Linked DNA regions of Homo sapiens: region 2 is linked to region 1. The links are chromatin loops, found by intact Hi-C in ENCODE. Cell type or tissue: mammary epithelial cell. All regions are shown on one strand. Each heading gives the region's core, and the rest is flanking DNA. Links, peaks and the distances in the headings are about the cores only. Region 1 overlaps WDFY3 (WD repeat and FYVE domain containing 3). Region 2 overlaps CDS1 (CDP-diacylglycerol synthase 1).

Evidence for each region. Peaks named below come from ENCODE experiments on the same cell type or tissue, not always from the same donor. Only the 100,000 strongest peaks of a DNase experiment are listed, where the experiment ranks them.
Region 2: it touches region 1 in a loop (2.9-fold over the local background); 3 of 110 quality-filtered maps call a loop at or near these places.

The regions. Positions count from the first base shown.
Region 1 is chr4:84,688,756-84,694,144 of GRCh38, reverse strand. WDFY3 (WD repeat and FYVE domain containing 3) reads left to right here. Exons shown (of 68, transcript NM_014991.6): 59 at 1,113-1,260; 60 at 2,360-2,514; 61 at 3,481-3,639. Among named protein-coding and RNA genes, the nearest start is that of WDFY3-AS1, 110 kb to the left of the region's middle. RefSeq lists an enhancer at 1,858-3,057. In mammary epithelial cell, for the core only: no CTCF peak of the experiment used is centred there; a DNase peak (open chromatin) is centred at 2,724; H3K27ac peaks cover 1,255 bases.
Region 2 is chr4:84,629,219-84,634,607 of GRCh38, reverse strand. CDS1 (CDP-diacylglycerol synthase 1) reads right to left here. Exons shown (of 13, transcript NM_001263.4): 6 at 2,731-2,789; 7 at 669-751. Among named protein-coding and RNA genes, the nearest start is that of CDS1, 49 kb to the right of the region's middle. In mammary epithelial cell, for the core only: no CTCF peak of the experiment used is centred there; DNase peaks (open chromatin) are centred at 2,317 and 2,797; H3K27ac peaks cover 1,594 bases.

The DNA of each region.
Region 1 (5,389 bases), core at 126-5,125:
TGAGAGTCTGGAATGTGTATCTTCCTCTGCACAAAGAATTTTTTCTGTTTTTTTCCCTTGGAAACCCCAAATATCTAATTTACAAAGTGTGATGGTGTCGTATTTATCTTAAATCTCATTTCATTTAAAGTTTTTCAGATCTCCTCCTCAAATACTAGTTTTCCAACAGAAACTACTCTATGCCTGTCTCAAAGATTTACAATAATTGAAAAATAGTAATCTTAAATGTACTTTTTTTTTTTTTTTTTTGAGACGGAGTCTCGCTTTGTTGCCCCAGGCTGGAGTGCAGTGGCGCAATCTCGGCTCACTGCAACCTCCACCTCCTGGGTTCAAGCGATTCTCCTGCCTCACCCTCCCAAGTAGCTGGAACTACAGGCGTGTACCACCACGCCCAGCTAATTTTTGTATTTTTAGTAGAGACGGGTTTCGCCATATTGCCCAGGCTGGTCTCGAACTCCTGACCTCATGATCCGCCTGCCTCAGTCTCCCAAAGTGCTGGGATTACAGGCATGAGCCACCTCACCCAGCCATTAATATTTTTAATCCTGTAGAAATACAGAATGACGATGTAGCACATTTTTGTTTTCTTTTTTCCCTTTACAACATAGCAAAGCACAAAGAAGATGATAATATTCACACTTTCAGCAAATCAGTAGCACCTTTTTAGGACACCAAAATGATATTTCTAAATCACATAAAGGCCACATTGAAACCAGAAATAATCCAACTAGATAGAGTGTCTGCCTGCCTTCAATGGCACAGAATGGTATTAGGCTACTGAGAGTTAACTTTTGAATATCATTGGAAAATAATTGTCAATCAACTGTAGATTGACTTTCTTTGAGAAAGTTATTGTGAATTCAGCTTAGCATAGAACAAGACAATAGCCCATGCTTTAGTATCATAGTCCTGTCCCTGCTTATTCAGGTGTGAGTTCTCTGGCCACCTTCATAGCGTCTTTGAATCTCTTTCCTCGGGTGTAAAATGAGGATAATATAGTACCTAATAGTTCTTGTGAACCTTAATTGAAATAAGAACACAATGCCTGGCATATAAAAGGGCTTATAAGTGTTATCTTTCATTATAAAGTGAGTCATCTTCTTTCATACCAGTTATTTAAAAAACCTCATCCACCAAAGCGAGTGAGAAGTCGACTCAATGGAGACAATGCAGGAATCTCTGTCCTACCAGGATCTACAAGTGACAAGATCTTTTTTCATCATCTAGACAACTTGAGGCCTTCTCTAACACCTGTAAAAGGTAAAATAATGAGAAATAAACTTTTGATTAATGATTTAATGGGATTGTTAATAATCCCAGTTTAACAATAACAAATTTGCTTTTTGACGATAGCATAATTTGTTTAATAAGTGCCATACATTTTGTGTTAGATTACTAAATACCTACTAGTATTTATATTTTCTCTTTTTGCTTTTTTTTCTCTGTTTTCTTTTTTTGGCTTGTTGGACTTCATATCAGAAAGAACCAAACAGTCTTCTCTCTCCTCTTTAAGATAATCAAAGCTCTAAAATACCAAAACCTTGTAAATTCAACTTTATAGATAAAAAAAATTTGTCTTCATAATTTCATTCTCATTTAAATATATTCTGCCTATCCGATATATTAGTAAAAGAACACATTTTTAGTATGCCAATGAAAAGACATCTGTGTTTTATCTAATGGTATAATGGGATATCTAAAAATATTTTTTCAAGTAGGTTTTTTCCCCTTAGAATGAAAAAAAAAAAGTTCTGCAAAATCTTGAAGTTGTCGCTTAAAAATATCCAAGAATTGGAACAAAATCTGGTTAACTTGTGTGCCATTCTATGCCATTTGTCCTCATTACACAGACTCTGCTCTGTGCCAGCGTCAGTCACTGTTGGCGATTCTTCTGGAGTAGTAATATGGTCATCAGAGTGCTGGTGTGGAGCAAGGAGTCCGTTCCTCTGGGGAATGACATGACCTTCCTTGAGGAAGTCTAAGGTCTGGCTATAACTTGGGAGGTACTAAAGACATAGGTTTGTTGATAATCTGTGTCCCTATGACATTCTGGGGAGCATCCCAGATTACTCTGTACAACCCTAGGGAGGCAAACCTGAATGGTAGTACCCAAACCAGAGAGTGCCCAGAAATAGGAAAGCTGGAGGAAAGTCCTGCAGAGGCCCTGTTAGGTTGAACATTCCACCCAGCAGGTCTTGTAGGAGATTCAAAAGCCCAGCTCTATTTCAGAGATCATTTTTTCTCAACGTAGGTATCAGGATGCTTGATTTATATGAATATTTGAAATTATCATGCTCTATGAGATAATGACATTAGTTTTTCCTGTTCCTGTCCTAATACCATGATTTCTTTTTTCTAGAACTCAAAGAACCTGTAGGACAAATCGTATGTACAGATAAAGGTATTCTTGCGGTGGAACAGAATAAGGTTCTTATCCCACCAACCTGGAATAAAACTTTTGCTTGGGGCTATGCAGACCTCAGTTGCAGACTGGGAACCTATGAGTCAGACAAGGTTTGCATTATTTCCTGCCTACTCATTTAATATTGCTCTTTTGTGGTCTGGCTATCCTATATGACTAATAGGGTTGGGGAGAACCCAGTCCAAGGGCTTGTCAGCTGTTCCTCCAAAGCCCAAAAGAAAAGTGAGCTTTCCTATTTGGGGAAAGGAGAGCTTCACTGAATGAGAGCAGGATAAAGGAGCTCATAGAGATGTCATGTTCCCTGCAGAACAAGCCTCTTTTGCAAAGTTGTGTAACAGGGGCTAGCAGTTTCCTTCTCACTCAAAGAATTCCTCCGAGAGATCCTAGCCAGCAAGGAGCTCAGCATTTCTGTCAACCAGAATAGCCTCCTTTTGATGAGTCACCATCTGCCCCACTTTTCATTTTAGTGCTCCAAACAAGCTGGCAGAAAACCTGTTGCTCCATCCCACAAGAAGCAACAGCAACTGTTTTGGGTCCCATAAGTACCTCTTGGAGAGACAATCCATAGTGATCCTTTAGTGCCCTGTGTTTGCCCTCCAACAGTCCCTTCCCAAATGCAAGACGAAAAGAATCTGCATAGTCTGTTATGTTGCTTTGTAACACGATTCCATTTTGTTGATGTTCTCCTTAGCAGCAGTCGTGCTCTCTTTTCACATTCTGTCTACAGCAAATGCATCCTTTTGCCACATTGTCCCCTGCACCTTCCATAGATCACACAATTTGAGCATCACTTTCCCAATCTGGAGAAACCAGAGACCCCCATTATGAGCAAAGTCCTTTTTGGTTATGGCTTTCAGCAGCAACAATAGTTTGGAGGCGGTAGGGGTAGTTCAGGGTAGAGATTCAGTGGATATGCTTCTGAACTAAAGCTAGCTCAGAACATGAGCCGCTATTTGCTGGTGAGGTGCCTGCACCTTCACTCAATTCTGCTCCTTGAGTTTCAGAAGTTTGTATAGTACTTAACGGCATGTGTGTCTCACATCCGTTTTACTTTATAGGCCATGACTGTTTATGAATGCTTGTCTGAGTGGGGCCAGATTCTCTGTGCAATCTGCCCCAACCCCAAGCTGGTCATCACGGGTGGAACAAGCACGGTTGTGTGTGTGTGGGAGATGGGCACCTCCAAAGAAAAGGCCAAGACCGTCACCCTCAAACAGGTAAGAGAGAACATAGAAAATGCCAAGAAGGACATAGTCCATCTCCTGTGCCTACACCCTGTAGGAAGTAAAAAGCTTCCTTAATTCTGAGGTACTTCAGATCTAATGGACAAAACCAAAGTGACGTTCTGTTGCTAGAAATACTTTTTTGAAAAAAAAAGGAAATCAGAATAGGTTGTTTCTAACAATGATCTAAGCCGGTCCCTTTGTTAAAATCTGAAGAAAGTTATCTTTAGGTAACATATATTTCAGTGTATTTAAGTAATATAAATGCAAAAGTCTAAATTGAATTTTTGCAAACTGAATTATGTTTGCTATTGACTCATATTAATTTCCTTCCAGGGTGATTTCCATTTATCTGCCACTAAATTCTTTATTTTTTGTTTCTCTCTTTTCTCATTTGTCATATACTTAAGGATATGCCAAACTCATGAATATATTCAGTAGAGCCCTTGATGATTTAATTAACGAGTATTTCTGATTGTCTATTACATACATGATTCTATTATTAATTTTTACTTAAAGCAAGAGTCCTTTTATAATTAAGCCATTTCTTAATATTTGATCTGTGAGAGAACTTACCATAAGGTATTTTTTAAATAAGGAGCATATATCTAAGTATTTTTAATGATATAAATTTGAAAAATAATGTAACAATACCACTTATCAATTATTGAGCACCTCTATTTCAGGGGACTGTGTTGAGTATTCTACAAATACAAAACTCTAGTCGACACAATTCTACAAGGTAGTTATTAGCCCCATTTTACCCCTGAAAAAGACACAGGTTAGAGTGGTCAAGACACAAGTCTAAAGTCACATGTAGCAGTAAAGCTATAATTTAAATTAAGTTCTGTCTGACTTCAAAGCTATTATAAAGCCAAACTCAAACAGTGGTGTCATAAATACCTATAGAAAAAAATTGAACCCCTGTTCAGTATAAAACTGAATCATCTGTATAGGCCAGAAACTTCACAGAGTTGCTGGGTCCTGAGGCAAGCCATATAAAGAGGGAGAAAGTCTTGAAGTGAACAGATTACAAGGTTAATAGTACATTTTGCTGATTCAAATTATGCTTAAAAATATTTTCCATTTAGAAAATGCACTTTGAAAGTAATGTGCCAGGAAAAAGGACTTCCTGCTTAAAATAGTTTCCTGGGGTTTGCTAAGCATGCAATAAAGATGTCTATATGACCAAAATTTTAAGCCAACTCTTTTTTTATATTATGCACACACACACATATATATACTTCATGTGTATACACAGATAGTTTTCTCTCTCAAAAGTATTAAAAAATTTATCAACCTTCAATCTGTAAAAAATACCTACTCTACATGATAGCAAAATCTCTCCTCCAAGTTTACACTGATTTACACCCAAGGCTTTCCCCAAATGTACAATAGGAGGCAACCTCTTACATTCTAGTGTGGAAGGCGGCAGATGAAGCCAACTCATTATTAAGCGGATATATTTTTCTGCCAGGGCAGATGGCCCATTCTAAGTACTTAGGAACTACTAACAGTAATCTAAATCTTTTTCTTCAGAATATTTACTTATTTTCACACATTGCCATTTCCTTGGGTCCTTTTTCTCTTCATATTCCAGCAAAAGAGGGAAGTTCTTTTTCTAGTTTAAAGAAAGAATTCCTCTCAGGCACAGATACTCAGATATCTCCGATTGGCAGCAGGACTTCAGCATGTTGACGCCTCAGGACTACATTCTCGCTTTGTCTATTGTAGACCACGTGCT
Region 2 (5,389 bases), core at 215-5,214, 60 kb after region 1:
TACAATTTATCTTGACAAAACCCATCAACTGTAAAAGATTTTAATTAATGAGTTTTAAATGAGTGGGGGAAAAATACAGTCAGATTTTTTTTTAATCTTAAGCTTTTTCTCCATTCCAACTAATTTTTAAGTAATAAGTTTTATAATTTTTACCTAACAAAAATGCTTTCTGAATATGCAAGCCACTGCCATAGAGCAATTAACTTCTACAATCTGGAAACCCACTCCTACACAGGAGCAAAGTAGAAAACCTACCCAACTTTCACCTAGAAAAACATGCATTTCTTCACAGTAGTTACTAGTAGGCAAAGTTTTATATTTTTTTGCATTCTATGTAAATAATATCTTAATAAATATTATATTTAAAGTCTGTCTTTTGTGAAAAGTTACACTAGGATTTATTAACACCTGAAAATGTAATTAATTTTTTGGGTCTTTTATGGGAACTTCCTATATTTGGAACTTGAATAAGAATGGTATCCAGTTGTTAATGAAGCATTTTGTCTTTAGTTGTCAAAGAGTAAGCAAAACTCAGTAAGATAGTTTAATGGAATATAAGAACAACAAACAGTACATTTTAGTAGAAATCTGTAAGACACTATCCAACGTTAAAGAACTATAAAAGTGCTATGACATACTTATAAAGCAGCATAATTCTGTTGCCTTACCATATCATGCCTTCAAACAGATTTTGGATGACAAGGTGTGACTGAGTGACAGTTATCAGTAAAGTGACATGAGTCCATGCGAACTGTTAATAGCCCAACAATACAAAAATTAGTGAACACAACTGATCAGTGCAGCTGAAGAAGCAACAGCGATTTGAAACCCAAATTTCTACCATGACTTTTGGTCAAAATGTACAAGTTAGAGTCATATAAAATAAAAACACTGTTAGTAAATTATGTTTGTTTTGTTGCCTACTGGAACCTTAAAATAATGAAAACATTTAACAAAGTAACCTTAATTTATATATAAATAGAATTCTAATTATATAGTACTAACTTTTAAAACATATAAAAAATAAACCATTATCTTGAATCATTAGATTTAAGTGATGATGAGAGATTTCTGTTGCTGGTTTAACAACATTTAAAGGGGAACATTTTACTCTGGCTGCATTCTGCAGTTATTAACAAAATGCTAAAAAATTCCTTTTCTTTCAGAGTTTATTACGGTAACTTTTTCCCATAAAGAGTTATTTCCAACTTCAAATGATTCAAACCAGCAGGGTTCAATTGCCCTTAAACTCTATCTTTCATACTTGAAGGGTGATCGTGACAGGTCTGTTCAATGACAGTATTCAATTTCAAATTTTTAAAGACCTTTGTGTTTTGCCAATTCTATCTAGCCTGAGAGATGGCCACTTTTAATATAATCAATATGGTTTCCATGTACGAGTCTTATGATTTTGATTGAAATTCATAAAATTACTTTTAAAAATTCTTAAGATTTTGATTTATTCTCCCTGGACCCCCACCCTTGAGATAGGGTCTCACTCTGTCACCCAGGCTGGAGTGCAGTGGTGTGATCACAGCTCACTGCAGCCTTGACCTCCCAGGTTCAAGTGATCCTCCTGCCTCAGCCTCCCCAGTAGCTGGGACTACAGGTGTGTGCCACCACGCCCGGTTAATTTTCATATTCTTTGTAGAAATGGGGTATTGCCAGGTTGCCCAGACTGGTCTCAAACTCCTGGGCTCAAGGTATCCGCCTGCCTTGGCCTCCCAAAGTGTTGCGATTACAGGCATGAGCCATCGGCGCTTGGCCTTTTGATTTATTCTTAATAAACCTGTTTCCCATTTAAGCAACCATATTATATTGGTTGCTCTATTTTATTCTATTTTTATCTGCTTGAAAGATCCAATTCTCTTTTACTCTGATTGCTTAAAAATGCATTAATTAAATTTTTTCCAATAGATGCCATTTACATTTTCACTGGATATTCTACTATTTTTACTTGTCTTGTTTCTATATAAAATTCACTAAGAATTTTACTCTTCATGCTCAGATTCCCTTAAATTAGAAATACAAGAAACACAACAATTTCCCAGCAATTATGTTCAGCAGAATGTCTTAATGGAGAAAAGCTAAGCATAAAGAACAGAAAATATATTCCAAGTCCAAAATAAGCCTCACTATCACATGAATTTACAGATCTGAATACTACATTGCATTGTACAGTTGTACTAGCTACAGTTTAAGAAAATAAAAAAAGTTCATATGTAAAGTGATACATTTCTTAAGACAGGCTTTGGTACATTGAACAAAATATCTTATGCCAAAAAGAATTACACAATTCTATGACTAACCATAACCACCAAGATAATACATGCTCTGCTGCTTTATGCGCACGCCAAGTGCAAGTAAACATAGTTACTTTCATAGAACAATATGGTAGATGTTTCTCAGACATAGTAACTGTCCAGGAGACTAAGAAAATTCTTCAAATTTCTACAAATTTAAGGAACCCAAAAACTTTAATTTTACACCATTTGAAAATATTCAAAGAAAAAGTTTTTAGTAAACTTTGAAAACAGTTAAAATTTTAAAATCCTCACAAACTTCTCAACTTTAATAGTTTATATCTAATGGTCATCTGAAATCCAAGTATCCCTCACATTCATGCAAAACAACAGCTAGCAGATTCGACTGTATCTTCTCACTACAGAAAAAAAAAAGTTAAGGGTTTTTATCACAGATAATGACTAAGGAATAATAGTTAATACACACCATATAAAACTGCAGACGATAATGTTTCTTCACCAAACTCAGTACAAACATGCAGAAACCTGTTCAAGAACAAAAAACATGTGCTCGTTGTACAATTTGGTACAAAGGGTTAAGATTCCTTGAGCCCAAATAAACCAATTTGCTGTATCACAGCTAGGCATATTTTAGCTACTTACTCAGATGCCATCTCTCCTACTATCTTACATTAAGCATTTAAAGTAAGTTTCTTGAGGGAAACAATCTTGTACTCTCCAAAGTGCCTAATACATTCCATGGCACAAATTCAATAAACATCCTCTGCATTAATTCAATTAATTAGTCCCCTGCTAATATGTGGGCATGGAAAACAGATCTTAAATTTAAATTAAATAGTATTTATTTGCTATAACAATGCATCAAGTGTATGTACAGAATGTTTTCAATCTCTACATAATAGAAAAATTAATAATAACTATTATAACAGCTAAAGTCTATTGAATGCTTACTCTTTCTAGGCTCTTATCTAAGCATTTTATCTTTAATGATGATCCTTTATTACCAACTGATTTAATCCTTTCAAAATTCCTATAATATAGGTACTCATTTTTAGCTCCATTTTACAGATGAGGAAAAATGCACAAAGGGCTTTAATAATTTACTGAGGATCACAGGGCTAGAAAATAAACACTAAAATCCTATTGACCCTTAAGAGTCACGTGGTTCCATGAACTGAGATCAGCAAAATTCAGGTTAAGAACAATTTGCAATTTCTCAAAAGCATACAATAATTATAGTAAAATGTAATACTCTTAATAATGTAAAGATTTACAAACAGTATATGTATTTATGTTTACATTTTACAAATTTATTACAATGATAATTTATTAAATTCTAACCAATTAAGTGAAATCTAGTAATCATATACTAAAATAATGGGAGGCAATATGAATCACTTCTTGCCAAAAATACCAGTAAACGTCTAAAGATAGGTTTATTTTACAGAGGTGGATATTGAAAATATATAAACCAAATTTAATTTCAGATAAATGGCTATGTATGCATTCTATTCTGCAACATCCTTTTTTTTTCTTTTTTGAGTCAAGTGTCGCTCTATGGCTCAGCCTGGAATGCAGTGGCACAATCACAGCTCACTGCAGCCTTGAACTCCTGGCCTCAAGCGATCCTCCCACCTTGGTCTTCCAAAGTATCAAGATTACAGGTGTGAGCCACTGTACCCAGCCTCTGCAGTATCTTTAAAGAGTGAGTTCTCCAAGAGAGAAATTGAATTTTCAGTTGATCAATTTCTGTATAAATACTAGACTTTGTACATCCAAGTTATACTTATCAAGGCAATTCTACCAGTAGAGTAAACAAGGGTATTACTACTCTCACCAAGCAAAGAATCAAACAGCAGCTGCCTTTCGCTACTTTTGGTGATCAATTTGAAATGCCAAAGCATAAAGGACCATGACAAAATGAAGAGAATGAATACTGACCCCAATCCTATCTCACCTCCTATTTGTCATCTATGAGGTAATCCAACTAACTGGCCTGCACAAGCAATAGGGACACATTTTCTGAGTGGAGGCACAAATGAAAGCCATTATGTCACTTTATTGAGAGAAAGGAAAGAGAGAAAGAATGAGAGAGAGAGAGATACTAAAACATGAAATTAATGGCATCAAAATTACCAATTGTATGAAAGATTCCTTTAAAAATTCCTGCTTTTGAGTTTTTCTTCTACAGCAGGTAGACTTATCTTGAAGCTCAAGTAATAACATAATTTCTATGCTGTTTTTGTGCCACTGATCCGTGGTTAAAGGCAAACGTGGACTGGACTCGGTTCAAAGCCAATGGGTAAGGGGCAAAGCAGAGACACAAGACAGAAACCATGTTTTCTGTCCAAACAGACCCCTTGACTCTCCCAGCACAGCCTTGGGAACTTCTCAATATCATTAACTATGAATTATCTACTCACAAATACTACTCCAAAATACATGATTTTCTCTTTCTTGAAATGATAACACCATTCACCCTTACTTACATTTCTTCAAACACAATTACCAGTAGAATCATTTAACATTTTCCTAATGGACATTTTATCCAGGACAACCTTGGCAACTCACGTTTACATAATCCAATTTCACCTATGGGATACAATTGTCTGACTCCTAGATACAGTAAGATAATACAGTTCTCTGACTTAGAGGAAGGGGGAGGTATAAAGTGTTTTCCTAGCATAGCTGAGGCTAAATATAGTCATCTCTCAGTATCCCTGGGTGATTGGTTGCAGGATCCCCAAAGGACAAAAATCCATGGATGCTCAAGTCCCTTATATAAAATGGTATAGTATTTGCATATAACCTACTTACATCCTCCTGTGTATCTTAAATCATTTCTAGATTACTTATAATTCCTAATACAATGTAAATTCTATATAAATAATTGTTAGACTGTATTTTTCAGGGGATAATGACAAGAAACAAGCCTATACATGTTCAATAAAGACACAACCATCCATTGTGGTTTTTTTTTTTTTTTCAGAGTATTTTCAATCCACAGTTGGTTGACTCCAGAGATGCAAAACCCATGGATATAGGAGGGCCAACTGTGTATTATTTTTTAAAGAAAAACATTGTAAAAGAGAAACATATGAACTTAATCTTTCTCATTCACAACT